2 separate regions of the Homo sapiens genome follow, and region 1 is linked to region 2. A link is a contact called in ENCODE Hi-C data. All regions are on one chromosome and are shown on one strand. Each heading gives the region's core, a stretch centred on a gene start or an enhancer-like site at or near the end of the contact. The rest is flanking DNA. Distances are from core to core; before and after follow the strand shown.

Evidence for each region. A loop is a pair of places that touch in the nucleus more often than their neighbours do. Pooled maps may share reads with other maps.
Region 1: a pooled map shows a loop between it and region 2 (13-fold over the local background). The contact joins the promoter of VDAC2 here to the promoter of TYSND1 in region 2. A Hi-C loop is called at or near these places in 2 of 50 pooled maps.

The regions. Positions count from the first base shown.
Region 1 is chr10:75,209,424-75,213,075 of GRCh38, forward strand. It overlaps VDAC2 (voltage dependent anion channel 2), which reads left to right and starts at 1,373. Exons shown (of 10, transcript NM_001391963.1): 1 at 1,373-1,515; 2 at 1,711-1,766; 3 at 2,807-2,875. The coding sequence starts at 1,736. RefSeq lists enhancers at 696-1,277, 1,008-1,302 and silencers at 947-1,256, 1,277-1,646.
Region 2 is chr10:70,144,984-70,148,572 of GRCh38, forward strand. TYSND1 (trypsin like peroxisomal matrix peptidase 1) reads right to left here and starts at 1,717. Exons shown (of 4, transcript NM_173555.4): 1 at 438-1,717. The coding sequence starts at 1,603. It overlaps SAR1A (secretion associated Ras related GTPase 1A), which reads right to left. Exons shown (of 7, transcript NM_020150.5): 7 at 2,306-3,589. RefSeq lists silencers at 619-848, 1,179-1,488 and an enhancer at 979-1,028.

The DNA of each region.
Region 1 (3,652 bases), core at 123-2,622, 5.1 Mb after region 2:
AGGGTCTTACTCCAGCGGGCAGGCTGGAGTGCAGTAGTGGCACCATCTAAGCTTACTACAGCCTCAACCTCCCAGGCTCAAGCGATCCTCCCTCCTCAGCCTCCCAATTAGCTGGGACTACAGGCGCCAGCCACCACGCCCGGCTATTTTTTTTTTTTTTTTTTTTTTTTTTGGTAGAGGCAGGGTATTACTATGCCTAGGCTGGTCCGGAACTCCTGAGCTCAGGCGATCCGCCCACCTCGGCATCCAAAAGTGCTGGTATTACAGGTGTGAGCCACCGCGCCCAGCCTGTTTGGGGATCTGGCTAGCATCTGTTTCTCTCCTGATTTCTTGGAAGGTCAGATAAAGATCCTAGCTTTGGCGTGGTAGTGTGAAACTTCAGCATGAGTAACCCCATTTTGGTTTGGTCTGATGGGCCTAATGCAGGAGGTCAGTCTAAACTAACGGTCTCCCATATACATTTTATCTAATAGCTCTGTCACCCTTCCTGCACACCCGGGGAACTCGGGTGCGGCATTCTAACGCCTGCTCAGCATGATTCCACATTTTCTCCAGGCCCATAATCCAGAGGAGGTTGGGCCCGGAGCAGGCTTGCCTCGCCAAGCTCCGGCTCCGTGCGTGTGTGAAGCAGTGCCATGCCTGAGTGGGGAGGAGCCGCGGAAGAGAAAGCGTAAGGCGGCGTGGAAATGGGTGGGGCACGCTAGGACCCGCTCACATTTGTTCAGGGAGAGGCAGTCCCAAAAAGCCTCTCAGGCACACAACCCAGCACAGCAAGGCAGTCACACCAAGGTGGGAAAAGAGGGCAGAAGAGCGCGAGGGGCTGGAGGTGGCGCCCCTGTGTCCCACTCGTTCTCCCTGGGCTGGGAAAGAGAAGCGGTCCCTCAGAAGCGCAGGCTGCGCTAGCTTAGGATGGACGTGGGTAACGCTCAGCTGACTCCCCGCAGGCACCCTATGCAGGGCTTTGTTTCGGGGGGGAACCCGCACCAGCGCGTAAGGGGAGTAGGAGAGATCTACGTGACCCTGGTGCGCAGCCGCGCCCTATCGCCCCGGCCACGCGCCGACGCCCCGCCCCGTCCGTGACGCGTTCGCGCGGGGCCTCCGCCCCATCCCCCTCCCAGGCGGTCCCCAGCGCGCTGCCTCCGCCGTTCCCCGCCCCCTCGCCTCTGAGGCTGCCCGGATAGCTGCCTGATCCAAGGCCCAGCAGCTTCTGCCTTCCGGATCCCCACCGACGGACGGAGGCAGCCCACCTGCAGGACCGGGGCGCTGTCGGTCCACGTGGCCGCTCTGGAGCAGGTTGGAGTTGGCAGCGGGCTGCGCTGCAGGGACAGGCGCGGCGGACAGCCCCGGGGGCAGCGGCGGGGTCCTGTCTGGGAGAGGACAGGGTTGCGGCGGGCGGAACGGTGTCTCCTTCACTTCGCCCTCCAGCTGCTGGAGCTGCAGCCCGACCGCGAGCGTGCCAAGCGGCTTCAGCAGCTAGCGGAGCGGTGGCGGCGGCCCCCCTCAGGACACCACCAGGTACCGCCGCGCCCGCCTCACGCCGACCCAGGGGCCTAGGCCGCGGCGGCCAAGCCGGAGGCCCGCGCCGGACTCGGAGTCGGCCCTGGCTTCCTAAGATGGCCGCGCTGCCCCGCGGCCCCTCGCCCCTCTCTGCCCGGGATCTCCCTTTGGCCCTTTGACCCCAGCTTACCGCACTTCTTGTCCCTCCCGCAGATTCCCCTCTTCCCGCGGCCTCGCCATGGCGACCCACGGACAGACTTGCGCGCGTCGTAAGTAAAGCTGGGATCTCTGCGGGATGGGGCGGCGGAGAGTCGAAGCCTGTCGACCAGAAACCCAGTTTGTTTCCCCCTATCTTTCCAAGAACTTGGAAATTCGGCTGCTTTTGGTGGTCGCCCCACCGTCTGACCACCTCCTCTGCGGAGGAGGGGCTGGGCTGCTGGATTTCAAATGGGGAACAAGGCCCGGGGAGTTGGTCTGTGGCCGCATGGACTTTTCAGCCTTTGTACATGTCTTTGACGTATAGAAGTAAAAAGTTGTTAATTGGGGATTCTGCCTTTGGAGGATCGGATCAATCACTTTTCTAGAGGAAGTAGCAGTCCCTCTTGTGAGAGCGCAAGGTCATTACTTGTGCTCCTAAGGGCGTGGACGTGCTTTGTGGAATGAATGAGCTGGTGTAATGAGCTCAGATTGCCTGCCCTTAAGCAGCACAGCATTGGCCGAGGACTTGAGAGTCACATTAGTAAGTTTGAAGCGCTATTTGATATTTAGTTGATGTAGACATTTGAGTGAAACACACATGGCAGTATTTTTTCCAAGTTTCAATATTTAAATTCCCAGTATTAAATTCTCTTCCCACTCCAGGGTGTTGGTTTTCCCCTCAGCGAAGATATTAAAGGACGTATCAGGGTAAAGGGCCTAGTCTTAGGTTTCGGTTTTATCTAATTTAGTTAAATCAGCTCATCTCAGTGAATTTTGGCAGATACATAAATATCCATACACACAAATACTTGTTTGATTCTTTGTACTTGTCCAGTCCTAGGAAGTGAGGCTGTAGGTAATAGACTGTTTTTCCGTTTTGAAACGAATTCCCCAAGTTTGTATAATCATGGTTATCTGTTTTAGAAATAATTCGTTGGTGGTATCTCCTTTATGGGTCGTTATAGTTCTATTGTAGCTCCTGACCGCATAAAAAACATTCCAACAAATGGGATTGCTTGAATTTTAATATCAGCAGTGGGTCATGCTCTTGTTCTTGGATAGAAGGTGGGAGAATAGAGACATTAACACTGGAATGTTTTTTTTCTACCAGCAATGTGTATTCCTCCATCATATGCTGACCTTGGCAAAGCTGCCAGAGATATTTTCAACAAAGGATTTGGTAAGAACCTTATTTTTAAAACGTTTTAGATAAAGAGTGAAAATGTATGTTTGGGTTGCTTAGCGAAATCAGATCAATCATTGCAAATTGTAAATATCTTGCTGCTTTAAATTTAGAGTTACTTATTTTTTTGAGACAGGGTCTCCCTCTGTTGCCCAGGCTGGATGCAGTGGCATGATTATACCTCACTGCAGCCTGGACCTCCTGGGCTCAAGCGATCATCTTTCCTCAGCCTCCCACGTCCCAAGTAGCTGGGACTACAGGCACGCTCTGCCACACCTGGCTAATTTTTTTTATTTTTCGTAGAGGTGGGGTCTCACTGTGTTACCCAGTAAACACAGTGGCCTCTCAAAGCCTGGTTGGATTACGTTACAGACATGAGCCACTGTGCCCAGCCTTGTATTAATTCTTCTATTAGAAACTTAAGATACTTAGATTAAACTTATGTGAAAATAGTTCTTTTACAGTCTACATCCCCCTCCCCCAATTTCCCAAAATTTTTAAAAACTGTACTTAGAAGATTTGAGCCTTTAAGAAAAACGGCTCGTGCTTTAATTTTTTTTCAGTTATAGCTTAGGCCCTGGTTGACTAGAGTTACGATATATTACTGTTTTGCTTTTGTGGTGACTCCTAATACTTTATCTAGAGTTATGAGCTTTTTCAGGTGAATTTGAGTTTTCTTGAAAATTTTGTTCCATACCCTCCTCCCCTTTATTTAGACTGTTGGAAATACCCCATTGGCATAAATGTCCTAAATGTCTGTATTATGATAAGTTG
Region 2 (3,589 bases), core at 467-2,966:
CATCTCCTTACCCCAGGAGAGCACCATCCTGGGCCTCTGGGACCTTATCACTTTCAGAGGAGAAGCAGCAGGGTTAGGGAATCTCTGTTCAAAGGGCCAGAGAACCGAGGGGTATGGCGTGCAGGGCTATCAGACAGTGAAGCTGCCCAGAAGAAACTCAGCCTTTGAGGGGAGCTCAAAGATGCCCTGTTCCGGATTCAGGGTGTCCCACAGTACCCAAATCCAGAGCTGCTTCGAGCTTGACACCTTGCCCCAGATTCTCCCCACAGGGGTTCTGGGTATAAAGGATGAGGGGAGGGTTCCAGGTCTCTACCCACTACACGCCCAAAGCATCCGCGTGACACAAGAAAGGCCTGCACAATACTCAAGAGTATTAGGGCTGGACCCAGATCTGAGACCTGGAAAGGGATGAAGTGGCGTCAGCCCTGCGGGCTTACTTGGGGGTGGTGGAGCGCACCAGGACCCTGGCTGCTTCCCGAGGGGACACGTGCCGACAGGTCACTACAAGGCGGGGTGCCACAGCCACTCCGGAGCCCCATACGGTGCCGCACTCCACCAACACTGCCGCGGCTGCCCACAGGGGCCCGGAGTCTCGGAGGGGCAGACCCCACGGGACGCCCACCTCTGGCGGCAGAAGGGCGGCCAGGGCAGCGGTGCTGTGCGGCAGGCGGTGAAGCGCGTCGCGGGCGGCGCGGAAAAGGGGGGCGGCGGCGCAGAGCAGCGTGAAGCCCACCCATTCGCCGGCCTTCCAACAGAGCGGCGCCACCACCAGCGCCACCAGCGCCCCCGCGGGCCGCGCGGTGAACACGCCGCCGCCCTCGGTGCCGGGCAGGCAGCGTGCGTCGGTAAGCAGCAGTGGGCCGGCCACGTTGCTGAGCACCCCGCAGCTCAGCGTGTTGAGAAAGATGTCGGGGCAGAAGGCGCCGAAAGGGGAGCCGCAGACCAGCAATGGCGCACCCTTGGGCACGGCCCCGAGAGGCGACACCGCCATGGCTGGCCCGCGCTCCTCCTCCACCTCCTCCTGGCCTAGCCGCACGCCCAGCAGCGCAAACCAGCCCAGCGCTCTCAGTTGATCCGCCTCCTCGTCCTCCGACACTTCGTCATCCCGCGCCGCGCTCGAGAAGCGCCACTGTTCCGCTGCCTCGTCCCCGAAGAGGCGCGCGAAGTGGGCCCAGAAGGCCGGGCAGCTCAGCAGCAGCAGCAGCTCAGCAGGAAGCCGGGGCTGCAGGGGACGCCCGCGGGACGGGGCAGGTGGGCCGGGCTCGAGGCTCGCGCACTGGGGCGTGCACAGCCCTGGGCGGCCCCGCTCCGCGCCGCCCCCGGGACCCGCGGCCGTTGGGGCCCACTGCACGTGCAGGCGCAGGTCGTCCCTGCAACTGTCGCCAGGCAGGAAGACGGCGCCGGCCGCGGTCAGGACTTCGCTGCCAGCTCGCAGGAAGGGGACGAAGATGCCCCCGTGGCAAAGCACCAGGCCCGGGCTACGGCTCAGGATTACCCCGCTGCAGCTCCACGGGCCCGCCTCGGGCTGTCCGGCCCGGGAGGCGCTCACCATGCAGCCCGCCTGCTCGGCCGCCCTCATGGCAGACCCCCACTGCCTTCTCATGGCCTCTAGGCCGGACACTCGGGAGCTTCTCCGAGAAACAGCAAGCTAGCGAGCGAGGACCCCTACCCGGTCCGGCTGAAGCTGCCTAGCGCCACCCACAGCTGGAAGCGAGAGGCGCAAGCTCTGACTCACGTCTTCCTCATCGAGCCCGATTGGCTAAGCCCCAATTGACCCGACCCGATTGGCTGGGCTTGTACCGAGCTCTGATTGGCTTCCTATTCTGATTTTTTTTTTCCTTTCCCCGCCCTCGTTAGTTTGTCCAACCGGTGGGACATAATCTGCCCCATTCCCCCGGATGAGCCCCGGGGAGAGTAAGAGGAGTGCGGCGTCACGAGGAATCAGAGGAGAGGAGGGTGGGTCCCTTCAAGCCTAGTCTCGTTTGCTGGAATGTGGGAAAGGGAATAGAAATGAGCGCTGACGTGCCTAGATTTGCCCAGGCCACGACAGTACCTGTGAGCATCTGCCCAGGTCTAGGCGACCTTCAGCCTCTGACCCTTGGGATAATATGGACCAAGGAAATCCTTGGCCAATTCAGTGTTTTGAAAATTTAAAAGTAAACCCTATAGCAATCCACTAGGGGGCATGGAACTCTCAAGATTACTCCTAGGATTTTTTTTTGCTGCCAAAGCCCCAACACAAATCTCCGAGAAACTGGATTTGCTGTAAATTAAATTGCCCTTTAAATCGACTATGAACAGTAGCTGAAATCAAAAATTTTAATCATACAGGCCTATATTTTACAGTGTGCACATTTCACATAACATAACCACCAGCCAGGATTTATCTAGGCCAGGGTCCAAATACTTTCTGTAGAAGGCCAGAATGGAAACAGTTCCAGTTTGGGGGGACCATACAACTTGTCTCAAATAGTCAACTCTGCAGCTGTTGCATACAAAAGCTAAAGGAATGGCGGTGGCTGTGTCCCAATAAAAAGATACAGACATTGAAATTTTAATTTCATACAATTTTTTGTGTCCAAAAATAGCATTCTTTAAATATTTTTTCCAACCATTTAAATATGTAAAAACCTTTCTTTGCTCACAGGCCATACAAACACAGGCAGCAGGCCCGATTTGACCCACAAGGCATAGTTTACCATCTCTAGTGTACACTAACATAAACTGCTCTACTTTTCCAAAGAAGTACGCTTTAGGACAGAGGAGGATGAACGAGTATGTCGGGGAGTGGGGGGGCGCGGAGCTTCATGATACCCTCAATCAGTCACCACAAGCTAGACAGTTTACAAAGGTCTGCTTTATCACTGAATTGATAAAATACACATTATTTTTTATTTATTTATTTATTTTTTTGAGACGGAGTCTCGCTCTGTCGCCCAGGCTGGAGTGCAATGGTGCGATCTCCGCTCACTGCAAACTCCGCCTCCTGGGTTCACGCTATTCTCCTGCCTCAGCCTCCCCAGTCGCTGGGACTACAGGCGCCTGCCACCACGCCCAGCTAATTTTTTGTATTTTTAGTAGAGACGGGGTTTCACCGTGTTAGCCAGGATGGTCTCGATCTCCTGACCTTGTGATCCGCCCGCCTCGGCCTCCCAAAGTGCTGGGATTACAGGCGTGAGCCACCGTACCCGGCCATCATTAATTTTTATTAAGGTTACTGTATTGCTTACCATATACAATTGCTACTTAAATTCTCTAATCTTTCTGCCTGAATTCTTTAAATAAAGTTAACACTGCTTGGTATAACCCCAGCACAACACAGGATAATGCTCCCAGTACTCCCAGTGACACAAACCTGCTAGAGAAAGGAAAACGATTATCCATGATAGTATGAGGCAGGAATAAAATTAGGCCATCTTGCCATAGCAGGCGGTCTTCTTTTGGTTCTATGACACAGAAGGTGGCTTGATCACAGCACAATTTCTTTATCCCAACTTCCTAGCAATCAAAGAGTTTTTCTCTTGGTGGAGCACAGGGGCTCACACTTGGAATCCCAGCACGTTGGGAGGCTGAGGTAGGAGAATTTCCT